Regions from separate parts of the Homo sapiens genome. Here region 1 is linked to region 2. The links are chromatin contacts, found by Hi-C in ENCODE. All regions are on one chromosome and are shown on one strand. Each heading gives the region's core, a stretch centred on a gene start or an enhancer-like site at or near the end of the contact. The rest is flanking DNA. Distances are from core to core; before and after follow the strand shown. Region 1 overlaps ARHGAP44 (Rho GTPase activating protein 44). Region 2 holds the start of LINC00670 (long intergenic non-protein coding RNA 670).

The links. A loop is a pair of places that touch in the nucleus more often than their neighbours do. Pooled maps may share reads with other maps.
Region 1: a loop to region 2 is called in a map of posterior vena cava, with 5 times the contacts of the local background. The contact joins the enhancer-like site here to the promoter of LINC00670 in region 2. A Hi-C loop is called at or near these places in 5 of 168 maps with a recorded cell type or tissue (left cardiac atrium, lower leg skin, pancreas and 2 more) and 8 of 50 pooled maps.

What each region holds. Positions count from the first base shown.
Region 1 is chr17:12,980,308-12,987,249 of GRCh38, forward strand. ARHGAP44 (Rho GTPase activating protein 44) reads left to right here. Exons shown (of 21, transcript NM_014859.6): 20 at 4,224-4,601. Among named protein-coding and RNA genes, the nearest start is that of ELAC2, 34 kb to the right of the region's middle. Within about 2 kb of position 3,851, at least 15 of the 41 ENCODE cell types and tissues checked have a DNase peak (open chromatin) inside an H3K27ac peak, as active enhancers do.
Region 2 is chr17:12,546,837-12,553,532 of GRCh38, forward strand. LINC00670 (long intergenic non-protein coding RNA 670) reads left to right here and starts at 3,132. Exons shown (of 4, transcript NR_034145.1): 1 at 3,132-3,241.

The sequences.
Region 1 (6,942 bases), core at 2,601-5,100, 430 kb after region 2:
CTATGAACTTGGATATTGAGAAACTGTGTGGTTTAGTGACTAATTCCCATCTGGACATTAGAGCTTTGGAAGTTAAAAGGGATCCTTTCTCTATTATTCCTCAGTTTACTTATTTGACAGGTGGGCTCATTAGGGGCGTATAGAGGCCAGTGCTTCCCATACACCAAATGATGCCACCAGGGCAAAATTCATTGTCCACAATGATGTGTGTTTTCCAGAGACCTGCCGGGCCCTACCTCTGTCATTTGAAAAGCTGTATAGGGTCATCTACAGGAGTCTCCTTCCCCGCAGGGCAGCCTGGCACAGCTGCCTACCCCTAGATCACTCGTACAGGGTGACAGGAGGGAGTCAGGATAGCTTCTGTAGTACCTGAGTCTCAGCTCTGAATGGCCCAAGAATGGCCACACTGACCAGTTATTATCTCTTCAGATAATCACTTCCAAAAGCTAAAGGTATGCTCCATGTGACATTTCATAAATGGGGAGCTGTACTGAGCGTACTTATCTGAACCTTTTTGGTTTGTTCTTACCTGTGTCATCTCTTTGCAGAGTCTTTCACTCGTCTAAAATAATACATCATCCTGTGTGTTCTAATTTCAGACCACTCGCACTTCTAGGAGCGGCTTTTAACTCCTGGATTTGTCGAATAGGGCCCGGATTTAGCTCATCCACATGTGCCTTCATGACAGGCCCTTTTCCAGCCCCCTTAGTTCCGATCTGCAGTGGCAGTTTCATTCTCTTTGTCTGCCCTCACCAAGCCCGTGGATCTTATTCGATCCCTACTCATTCCTTTTGCATTCTACACAAATTTATTAAATCCTGCTATGTACAGAGCTCTGTGCTTTCCAGAGAGGAAGGCAATGATAAGGCAAAGGTGTTGGCACTGTGCTGGGAGACACTCAGGGTACTGTAAGGACACCTGGGAGCATGCTTTCTCGACTCAGGAGTTAGGACAGGTGGCCCAGCGGAAACGACATCGTGAAGGTTGAATAGGAGTTGGGCCAAAGTGCCGGCGTGAGATTTCAGCATCTCAGAGCATTTCTCCAGCACCAATGGTTTCTCCTTGGTCTAGATGCCATATTCTTGGTTATGTCTTTTTTTTTTTTTTGAGACGAAGTCTTGCTCTTGTGCCCCAGGCTGGAGTGCAATGGCACAATCTCGGCTCACTGCAACCTCCGCCTCCTGGGTTCAAGCGATTCTCCTGCCTCAGCCTCCCAAGTAGCTGAAATTAAAGGCGTCTACCACCACACCTGGCTAATTTTTGTATTTTCAGTAGAGATGGGGTTTCACCATGTTGGCCAGACTGGTCTCGAACTCCTGACCTCAGGTGATCTGCCCACCTCGGCCTCCCAAAGTGCTGGGATTACAGGCGTGAGCCACTGTACCCGGCCAGGCACCTCTTTGTTTTAGAGTCCTTTAACTGGCCGGACGCAGTGGCCCCTGCCTGTAATCCTAGCACTTTGGGAGGCTGAGATGGGCAGATTGCCTGAGCTCAGGAGTTTGAGACCAGACTGGACAACGTGGTGAAACCCGTCTCTACTAAAATATAAAAAAATCAGCTGGGCGTGGTGGTGGGCGTCTGTAATCCCAGCTACTCAGGAGGCTGAGGCACAAGAATTGCTTGAACCTGGGAGGTGGAGGTTGCACTGAGCCAAGATCGTGCCACTGCCTTCCAGCTTGGGCAGCAAAGCAAAACTCTGTCTCCAAAAAAAAAGAGTCCTTTAACTTTCCCCACAGCACTACAATACAGGGGTGATGGCTAAGTCATTGTCTCGTCCAGTGGGAGAGCCAGGGCTCCTGTAGCAGCCACCCAGCCTCCTAATGCCAGTGACAGGTTGACCCTTTTCGTTTTTGCAGCACATTGGACCTAGGCAGCCAGTGTAGCCTAGAGTGACTCAGGTCCCTTTCCCAAGTGACCTTCAATAGCTCAGACCCATCTTTTGAAAGGTATACATTTCTTCTCTACTCCCCATCATGCCCACAGATGGCACACTTAGCAGGTCTTTTTTTTTAATTTTTTTTTTTTTGACACCTCAGTCTTCTGACAGCGTGCCGACAATTTCACATCCTATTCCTGTCACCACCGGAAGTGGTAAATGTCATCACAGACATGGTGATGCATCCTCTGTCCCCCAGCTCCTTCGTGAGAAGGCATGTGCAAGCATTGATACCTAGGGTCTCCACCTGCTTCTCATCCAGGGGTACCCCTGCGTCTGTCACCCATGACCACGTGGCTGCCATGAGCTGCAGTAGCAGCTGCTGGAAGCACTTCCCCTGTACTCAGGAAGTAGAGTTGAAAAGTGAAATTGGAAAGTTAAGTGGTTTTATTATGTCATGATTATGTGGTACTTGACATGTATGATCTCATTTAATTATTACACTGCTGCAGAGAAAATCTTTTTCCTCCAATTGCATAGAAGATGTTTGAATAAGTTGACCCAGGGAATACAGCGGGTAAGTGGCAGGATAGAAATTTGAGCCCACGTTGGTAGGATTCTGAAGGGCATGTCCTTCTGTCCACACTGCAGACTGACACACCCAGAGAATACATGAGGTGTCCTCCTAACAGACCTTGTTCCTTGGAGGGAGTGGGGGTGGGGTGGGGAGAAGGAAGAGCTTCTGACCTCTCCCTTAGGACTTACAAGATAATTCCTTCTAGAATCAGACCCACACACATGGCTGGGCACCGTGGCTCACGCCTGTAATCCAAGCACTTTGGAAGGCCAAGGCAGGTGGATCATGAAGTCAGGAGATCGAGACCATCCTGGCTAACACAGTGAAACCCCATCTCTACCAAAAATACAAAAAATTAGCTGGGCATGGTGGCAGGCGCCTGTAGTCCCAGCTACTTGGGAGGCTGAGGCAGGAGAATGGCATGAACCCGGGAGGCGGAGTTTGCAGAGAGCCGAGATCGCGCCACTGCACTCCAGCCTGGGTGACAGAGCGAGACTCCATCTTAAAAAAAAAAAAAAAAAAAAAAGGAATCAGACCCACACACAGCCAGTCCTCACTTAAGCCTAACAGGTTAGTGATCACTCTCTCAAGATATTTGCCCATCAAGTATCTCCTGGACGTTTGAATTTATTGTCTTTACCAATTCATTTTCAATTAAAGGTATAATGGATTTGTCATCCTATAGGGAGATTGGGAAAAGGATAATGAAGGTAAGGCAAAGGAGGTCAGGGCAATAATGTACTTTGAAAAATGCGGTTGATTGGCCGGGCGTGGTGGCTTACGCCTGTAATCCCAGCACTTTGGGAGGCCGAGGCGGGCGGATCACCTGAGGTTGGGAGTTCAAGACCAGCCTGACCAACATGGAGAAACCCTGTGTCTACTAAAAACACAAAATTAGCCAGGCGTGGTGGTGGGCGCCTGTAATCCCAGCTACTCAGGAGGCTGAGGCAGGAGAATTGCTTGAACCTGGGAGGCGGAGGTTGTGGTGAGCGGCGATCGCGCCATTGCACTCCAGCCTGGGCGACAAAAGCAAAGCTCCGTCTCCAAAAGAAAAAAAAACAACAAAAAAACCCCAGAAAAACAACGAAAAATGCAGTCGATCCATACATGCTTAGACCAGCGGGTACAATTCTAGGAAGAAACAAGAATGAGAAGAAAGCCTCAGCAGCAGGGATGCAGGATTGAGGCACAGCATATAAAGTAATGAAGGAACAGGGGTTCTGTGGCCGGAGGATTTGCTCACATATCACTGTTAGGGGAGCCAGAAGCCACTGGACAGGTTCAGCCAAAAGTCAGTTTTCTATCCCGAGGACCTGCCCCTGTGTCAGGGCTCCTCTGTCCATTACAGCAAATTGAACTGGAGTCATCCTCTGCTGGACCCTGCCCCACTGACTCACTCTTGCTCAGAGAGTAGCAGCGATGCCTCTCACCACTGGGAAGGCAGCCCACTCCTGTGGATGGGAAATTTGTTCTCTAGTTTGGCTGGGTGTGCGTGTGTAGATCAGGGCAGAAATCCAGAAAAGAGGAGGAAAAATTAGTTAACAGATGGGAAGATAGGAAAACTTGCAGTTCTCGGTTAATTTTTAAAAATTGTATTGGCTGCTGTCAATGTGGCAAGAGGCCGGGGGGCAGGGCAGGGAGGTGTGGGTGGGTGGCGAGGGGCAGGAGGTGGGGACAGCTTTGAACGCTGAAGGGTGTGTGAACAGGCCCCACAAGTGGCTTCATTCAACAACTTTGTGTTTTGTTGTTGTGTTGTGTTTTCTCTTTCAGTTTCAAAGAAGCTGGCACCGATTCCACCCAAGGTCCCCTTTGGCCAGCCGGGGGCTATGGCAGACCAGTCCGCTGGCCAGCCGTCCCCAGTCAGCCTGTCCCCCACCCCGCCCAGCACCCCGTCACCCTATGGACTGAGCTACCCTCAGGGGTACTCCTTGGCCTCGGGCCAGCTCTCCCCAGCTGCAGCTCCTCCCCTGGCCTCTCCTTCTGTCTTTACAAGCACTTTGAGCAAATCGCGGCCCACTCCTAAGCCGCGACAGAGACCTACTCTGCCGCCTCCTCAGCCTCCCACAGTAAACCTCTCGGCCTCTAGTCCACAGTCCACGGAGGCCCCCATGCTAGATGGCATGTCCCCTGGGGAAAGCATGTCTACAGGTAACCAAGCCACAGGCTCCCTCACTTTTTTTTATGAACTTTAGTGAAATGTGCCTAGGGGAGGGATTGCTAGTGTTACTGCCAGTGAACACATTCCTGCGTGCTTTGGGATGACTGGGCTGGCACCAGGGGTAGCTCATAAGATCTCCTTAGAAGCCCACCAATGGAAAGCAACCCTGGAATCCATGTGTCCCACACAGGGGCTTCTTATGGGATCTCTCTCGGTCTAAGCCCACCAGCCTGGGGTTCTGTTTTTGCTCTTATTATCGGGGGTTGAAGACACTGAGTCATTTGGAGTGGGGCCTCAGGAGAGGCTGGAAGCTGGTTATGATCACAAAACAGCATCAAAACTCAGGTATTTCCTGGATAGAGCCCAAGCAACTGACAGGTATAAATGCTTATCTGGAGAACAGGGGCTAAGAACCCAAGATGTTTTTTACTATTACTAAAATAAGCCTTGCTAGAAAAATATACTTCCAGATAGATATTTAGAGAGGGGTGAATTTCAGAAAACATGCATGTCTCCATTCTCCTCCACCAGACTCCCCTCCCTGGCCAATTCCCTGAGGAGCTAATTGGACAAACCCACAACGACTTAATTTAGTTTGGGCTTAAATTTAGAAACAAAGACGGAGCTCTCTTCCCCCAGAAAAATCTGTAAGCACAAAATCGCAAACACACACCACGTTTAGCCAAAACCATTCATTGGCTGGAAGGAACGGGATGTTTTTGGAACATCTCCCCAGACACTTCAACCACATAAGATTATAAAGTCAGGGGCCTATTTGTGGTGGCTGCTAAAGTCATTTGAGCATTTTCCTTGTTCAGGGAGACAGGCACAGGGTTGAGCTGTGTCTTGGGCTAGAGCCAACCCACTTAGTAAAGTGCAGTAGCATGGCGGTGAGCTGGAGCATATGTGTACCTAGTGTTGTCCCAAGTAGCAGAAGGTGAGGCAGCTTGGGTTGGAACACACACACCACATACACACACACCCACTCACCCATTTCAAAGAACAGTGCTGTCCTAGGATGCACTGGGACTTTTTGTGATAATGCACTTTTCCCTCCACGTCCTTCTCCAAAAGAGTGATTTATTTCTTCCGTGATTAGACGGAAGCAGTGACCCTGTGGGGTTCAGCTCCGTGCTGCCTTTGAAAAGGCTAGTCCAATTTGCAAGTGTTTGTACTGGGTCAGATTTAAATATTACGGGGAAGAGCCATCTGGTGATTCGGCTTCTTTATTTTTGGATGTGATTAATGTTGAAGGTACAGCTGCTGTCATCTACCCCGAGGCTTATTAAAAATTAGGCAAATTTCTCCCTGGAAAATGCAGTAGCACCACGCCCATCTTGGTGGGTCTTGGTGCTGAGGTGTCTCCTGAAGGAGCCCATGATAGGAGGGCACAGGCTTGCTGCCCTCGGGGAAGGTCACAGCTGCGGAGGAGCTGAAGGTCACCCGAGCCAGGTCTCCAGGGCTGCTCCTCCCAGTGTGTCACATCTGGTGACTCTTCCAGCCACCCCAGGGAAGGGACACAAGGTAGTGTCAATACATAAGCAATAGAATGAGCAGAAGATGGCCAGGCACGGTGGCTCACGCCTGTAATCCCAGCACTTTGGGAGGCCGAGGAGAATTAGTTGGGCATGGTGGCACGTGCCACTAGTCCCAGCTACTTGGGAGGCTGAGGTAGGAGAATTGCTTGAACCTGGGAGGTGGAGCCGAGATTGTGCCACTGCATTCCAGCCTGGCAACAGAGCGAGACTCCATCTCAAAAAAAAAAAAAAAAAAAAAAAAAAAAAGAATGAGCAGAAGATATCAATGGAGAAGCAGAAAAGAGCAGAAGGAGAGGAGAAATTGGGGAACAAAAGTGGGCAACAGAAGGCCTGGGAGGACAGCACCCCCAGGGCTCTAAGAAGCGGAGTGGCTCATGTTCCATCTTGCAGGTTTAAGAACTCCTGACCTTCAGGATTCATAATGTCCCTCGCCCTGTGCGGACCCTATTTTAATGTCCTTTTGGCAGCAGACTGTTGTTTTGTCCCATACGTTCAGGTCTCTGAGCCAGTGTAGAATCCATCATGGTTTGATGTGGCCCGTCTGGGACTGTGATATTGGCATAGCTTTTTTTTTTTTTTTTTGTGACGTTCATGTTTTGTCGTGTTGATTCCTTTCTCCGAATCCTATCATTGTGTTCTTGCAGCTGTGTGACATGAGTGGCGCAGTTTTGGATACGTGTGAGGGGGATTTTCAGGGTAAGCTGGCCCCGGCCTCGCCCCTCCACCCCGCTAGCTAGCCAGGCCAGCTGCCCGCTCCTCCCCTCCGCTCCTCGTCTCTGCATGTGGCTCAGAC
Region 2 (6,696 bases), core at 1,882-4,381:
AGTTCAAGACCAACCTGGCCAACATGGTGAAACCCCATCTCTACTAAAAATACACCAATTAGCTGGGCGTGGTGGCGTGTGCCTGTAATCCCAGCTACTCAGGAGGCTGAGGCAGGAGAATCACTTGAACTCGAGAGGTGGAGGTTGCAGTGAGCCGAGACTGTGCCATTGCACTCCAGCCTGGGCAACAAGAGCTAGACTCTGTTTCAAAATAAAAATAAAAATAAAAATAAAAAAAGTGAAGAAGATATCTCATTCAGCGCTTCACATGATTCTCTTTTTTGAAGAAAACCTCCTGTAGATGTCAGGACATTTTATAAAGACTTTAATATCTATACTTTACAATAGGGGGAGCATGTTTACTGCTCTCAGGAGCATCCCACAAATGGAAGGCAGTGCTTTTATTATTCTGAGATGAAGTTTCAATTTCCTTTAATGACCAAACTCTGTCATTTCCACAAATAAAATTATATACTATTAACCAGTACATGATAAATGAGTATCCTTGTTAACTACCTCAATTTCCTTCTGTGAAAACAGGACAAACTATAAGCAAATAAATAGACATATATTAATTTCTGCATACCTGCATGCATTCCTACATCGTTTACAAATGATTGGCTTCGCCATTTCTTCTGTCCCAGGAATATGTAATTTGGTTTTTTTACACACGTAAAACCAGCAAATAAACAAAAGAAAATTGAAAACAATAGTAACGAGGAGAGTATTTACATTTTCAGCTACTCCATTCCCCAGTGTGCTTGGGGTCTAGAGCTCTAGGTTATCACCATTTTACACATGAGGCTTAAACAACAGATTCAAAGAAATTAGTGACTTGGCTCATTTATCCAGCTAGTAAGTAGCAGCTCAGCCGGCCTCACTATCCATGATTGTACGCACCATTTTCCTAAAGCCTAACCGTCCTCCTACTTCCCAGGTCCCTGACGGTAGGCAGTATCCTTGAAAGAATGCGGCTGTCCCTGTCAACCTGGATGGAGAGTTCAGCCCCTGGCTTGGGAAGTTAGGCCTCTGACCATGAGTTTTACTCTCCCTCCTTTAACTTTTCCCTCCCGTGAAGAAGAAAGTTATTTTCAAACCTCCATCTGTTTTGTGTTTAACGTGCAGAAAGGTTGCACATTTTCAGTCAGGGACCTTGTTCATAAGCAGTAGATCGTACAACAGTTTATTACACAAGTGGAGATTTTTATGGCTGGCCTTTGTTGAGTTGCCAACTGGGAGAAAGAACATAACGTGCTTAGTGGTCCCTATCAGGAAAAATGAGAAAGCATTAAATACCAGTCAAATCGTCAAGCATTGGAAAGCTGGTAATCAAATCCAGAAATCCCTGGAGTATGGTTGATGAGGAGGGTTTTCTCATCACATTTTTTACATCCATAATTGTTTTCCAAGTCACTTGTGTCACAGGCAGTATCCCAAAGCATTATGTGAGAAGTGCCTCAATGGTGGAATAAACGTTTGACCTAGAAAGACTCACGTCCACTTTGAAATCTGGCCCTGGTCAATGCAGGGCATGAAACTGGCACCCCAGGAAGAGCTTTATATATTTTTAATTACATTATCATGTTGAGGACATCAGCTACATAGAAACTTGCTCAAGACTTACTAGGCTTCTTTCCATACCCAGGCCATATTCTCTGTATTCCTAGGAGGGAATGTAATTTACTGGTGGTTTGTCCCCAGCCATGAGACAGAGGGTAGAAAACTCCACAAAGCATCCTAGTAAACATTGCATCTGAACAATTCCAACTGTAACCAGCCAATGCCAATGGTAATGGATCACTCTTGCCCCTTCCTTTTTAATTTTCCCAAAAGCTCAGACCATCACAGAGGCTGCCCAATAAAAGTCGGTAGAGACCTCAGAAACATTCCAGTCTTCCAGCAGTTCTCAGCCCAGGCTGCACGTCAGAGTCCCTGGGGGAGCCTCATCCCAGCCTAATTAAATAAAATCTCTTGGAGTGGGCGAGGACATTGGTACATTCTCCAGGTGACCCTAATATGCTGCCTGGATTAGAAATCACGGGTCTAGTCTAGCTACCTAATTTTACTGGTGGAGGAAATTGAGCCTGGAGAAGTTACTGTCCACAATACTTGATTCACAGTGCCTTGGTTCTTTCCCAGGGAGGCGTTTTCTCACAATCACGCTGTAACTCCATAACTTCATGTCTCACATCTCCTAACTCTGTGTTTATAAAAGCGACGCATTCAAACCTAACCCAGTCCGCTTTTTGCTTGTGCACAAATACCGTGCAGTAGCTTGTATGAGCAGTACCAGCAGCTCTGTGTTCCCCAAGGTATATGAAGAATAATGTCAGGACTGTGGAGAAAATGCAGGTAAAGAACCCACTTTTTTCTCCAGATGGTCCATGGAGAAGGGATTTAAGAAGTGGTCCTTAAACATGAAGGAGATTCAACTTCATTTTTCTTATTAGTCCCTTATTAAATCCTTCTCTGTTTGTGTTTGAAAAAACAGCTGTGTGTTGTGTGTTTGAAAAAACAGTCCTACTTTATTCCTGATGTCAATGTTAATGGTCTCCCCATCAAGTCCCAAAATGTTCTAAGATGGTTATTAAATTTTATGATCACCCTACTCTAGATGAGTCCCACCAAAAGTGTCACACTTGCTGTTATTGAAAGATCCTTCCTTTTTCAGGCTGAGAATCTCAAGCCTTTTTCCAACCCACAGGCCACGTTCTAATTGCTTTCTTCCTGGGAGTCTGATAAACAGTGTTCTCGATCTGATAGACAGCTAATACCCCGGGGGGACATTGCTCGGTAGCCTTGGACTTCTCAGCTTAATCGCCCTAGCTTTAATGCCACTTAAATCAGAATGTAAGCACTGAAAGAATTTCAGGAATCCAATGATATAAATTGTATTTTTAGAGCCGTGAATGACTTGAGCGAGTGAAACAGTGCAGTGGCTTAAGATAGTTCTCTTTAGTTTTCCCATGATTTATCACAAGCAAGTTCACAGCAGGTTAAAATAATTGAATGCGGTGATAGCATACATACTGGCATGATTTTATGAGCCGTCATTCATAACATATTTGTCCCAAAGCATAATTTCCATGATAGAACTCTGATTCACATGTAATTTTTTTGCAGCGACGACACAGTTGAAATAACTCCTTCGTGGAGGCTGGCTACATTTTCACAACGTCTGGTCCCAAGCTAGATCTTCGGGAAAAGGGATCAAGGAAATGACTATTCCTCCAAATAAAATGTAAGTATATCCTGATAAAATGTTCACTTTTTTGGAGAATAAAGAGAAATGTTCTTTCCGGGAGAATTGTGACTCGGAGGTTATGCCTTGCGATCTCTACCTATTTCTCACTACTTCTTTTATTTTTCTTTTTCCTTCATTGTTTATTTTCCACTTTTCTCCTAATGTACTTTTTCTTCTACTTATTAGCTGTGTCCCCTGGGCAAGTAATTTTTCCACTCTGTAATCAAATGCTATAATATGGGGATGATAAAAAATAACTCCACAGGTCATTGTGCAGAATAGAGATAATGAATGTGTGGGTACATATGTGCCCCAAAACTCAGCTGTGTAAGAAAAGCAACTTTCTTTTTATATTTTTATAACTCGACTTAGTTTCTATTTTGAATCCCTATTTGGCTTCATCGTGGAGATGTAATCTCAGTCAAAGCAAGATGCTCTCATCAAAACCTACATGACATCTACATGGATGTCAGATCCATGTAGCTTTCCACCTTCAGCCCTGCCTGGATGTTCCACCATTGCCCTGCCGGTTAGCCAGGCTGCAGGCAGGTGCTACACGCTAGGACTCCTTCCTGGGAACTCAACCATCACGTCAGGTTTCTTGGCTTCCCTGGATCTCCTTCTCAAATTTGAAAAGTCTTGTCTGGTCTGGAGAAAAAGTTTCCCAGCTTTTCATTTAATCTTCCAAATCTTTAGTTTATGACCAGAACCTGCCATTTGAGACTCAAAAGCTAAAAATATGACTCCTCTGTTATCTTTGTTTCACTGGTTTTCCCTTCCCTGAAGCTTTACAGAAGGCCTAGCTGCCTAATGGGGAGAAACACGGGAAATACCAAGGAAAACATATGGGCAAATATCTCCCAAGAATTTCCCACCACTTGTATGAAGCACCAAGAGGAAGGCCTGACATACAGTAGGAAGCCAGCAAAGGTGACTGCACCTTTATATGAAGGTTCCAAGTCTGGTTCCATGTTTCTGGGCTCTGTGTCCTTGGACAAGTTGTCTTTCTGTGCCTCAGTTTCCCCACCTGCAACATGGAGATGATAATAGTACTTACCTCACAAGGTAATATGTGTATAAAGTGTTCAATGAATTAGTTACACTATTATTGTTTTTTTTACCACTAGTACAAACTTCTGTCCTTGAAAGCCATTAGCTTAATACTATCGGCAACCATAATAGTGTTGATGCAGTTGACACATAGAGTGCATCCCACAGAGGAGAAGGTAAACATATCACAGGGAAAGAGGGAGCTACTGGTCCCAAGTATGAAACTGGGATGAGTTTCCTGGAAATGCATCCTTCTGGGTAAAATCTGGGTATAATGATGCTGAGTGGTGAGTTAAGAAGCAATCAGCCAACTTCAGTCAAGGCAGTTCTCAGGTGCTAGCAAGGAGAGGCAGATTCTTGAGGATCTAGAGTCTGAATCAGAAGATGGATCCAAGCTTGTAACCCAGGGGACAAAATGGAGTCAGAAGAAAGGGATGAGGAGCAAAGTTAGAGAAAGGCAGGCTAAGCCAATGTGAGAAATAGATCTGGTTGACGATGGCCAGCAGTTGTTGGAGAACAGAATACGCGTGGGGCCTCTCCTGAGATGTGAGGCCACTGAGGGGTTTTGCTGAGGGAGATACCACTTCTGTGAGCAAGGACAATGAGAGGAAACTGCGGGAGAGAGAATGGTCCACCAGTCCCAAGCTAAATAAACCTTTTTCTCTGGCCCATCCAGCTGATGAGCATGAGAATGAGAATGTGGGACCTCCACCCCTGCACCTGCCTACCCTCCAGTCCCAGAGCCAGTTTGGTCTATGTCTTTCTCAACCCACATTCTGCCAGGACAATTGAGCCCGAATGGGACAGTGGAAAGGGCATCGCATGGGAAGTCAGGAGACCTGAACTCCAGACCCAATCAATGACCAACTAGCCTGAGACTTTAGACATATTCCTTCACCTCTCTGAACCTTAGGGCCCTCAATGAGGAGGTAGGACCACATAAGAACAGAGCTAAATGGGCATAGTTAGCGGTATGGGAGCCAGAGGGCCAGTGATATGAATTCTGTCTTTGCCATTTACCAGATGTAGGTCAACTAATTTAATCTCTCTAAACTCCAGTGTCTTCATGTATAAAGATGGGGCTAATAGCACACCCCTCACCTGATTAATTGGAAGATGAAATTCAAGAGTGTCTGGGACATGTTTAGTAGTGTTGTGAAACACTATGCATACTCAATTGATTGTTGCCAATATCACTATCACGATTATCAGTGGAACCCAAGATCTCTATTAGGTCAGGGGCAACTAAGATAGTTGAGTGGGAGAATTCAAGACTGCAGACCCTGCTTCATTAGGAAGAGCAGAAGCGTTTTTCTCTGTTTTATTTATCTCTCTCTCTCTCTTTTTTAACAAAATTAAGTATTTCTCACTGAATAATAATAATAATGTTATAAATCACTGGACTAGGCCAAGGGTTGGCAAACTTTTTTTTTTTTGTAAAGGACCAACTAGCAAATATTTTCAGGTTTGCAGGCCACACGTGGTTGTCCACTGCATATTCTTCCGGTTTTATTAGAATTAGGGTTGAGTTAGGCTTAGATAGAGAATAACAGCATCTATTAGGGTAGAATAGTATTATGGTAACTATTATAACACAAAACCCTTACCTGTGTGTAACAGAAATCTCAGTGCCTAAACAATCAAAACGTATTTCTCACATCACAGTAAAGTGTGAGTAGGGGGTTAGGTTGTCTATGCCACATAATCTTTTGGGGATCTAAAAATCCTTCCTTCTAGTGGCTCTGGAAACCTCTGGATAGAAGGAAAAAAGAGATGGGCCCACATTCAAGAACATTTCAAAAATGTAAAAGCTATTCTTAGCTCAGGGTCTGTACAATCATGCCCCGTCAGCCGCTTTTGGCCTACGGGCCCTAGTTTGCCCACTCCCGGATCAGACCATCTCTCAGGTCCTTTCCAAAGATGAACCAAACTTCACTGTGAGCAATCTCTTTCTTTCTCCATCAAAGTAACCTGGCAGTGAACTCTATAACATCTCCCACTATCTTTCATGTGATAATATTTTTCATATTTACAACAGTTGTCATATTAAGTGTTTTTGTTACATTTTATGTGTAATGTTACACAGAGTTCCTTTGTGAACAGTTTTCGTAAAGGTGGTGTATTAATTTTCAAGGGCTGCTGTGAGGCAGTATCACTAATTGGGTGGCTTAAAACAGCAGAAATTAGCCGGGCACGGTGGCTCATGCCTGTAATCCGAGCACTTTGGGAGGCTGAGGCAGGCGGATCACGAGGTCAGGAGATCTAGACCATCCTGGCTAACACTGCGAAACCCCGTCTCTACTAAAAATACAAAAAATTAGCCGGGCGCAGTGGCGGGCGCCTGTAGTCCCAGCTACTCGGGAGGCTGAGGCAGGAGAATGGCGTGAACCTGGGAGGCGGAG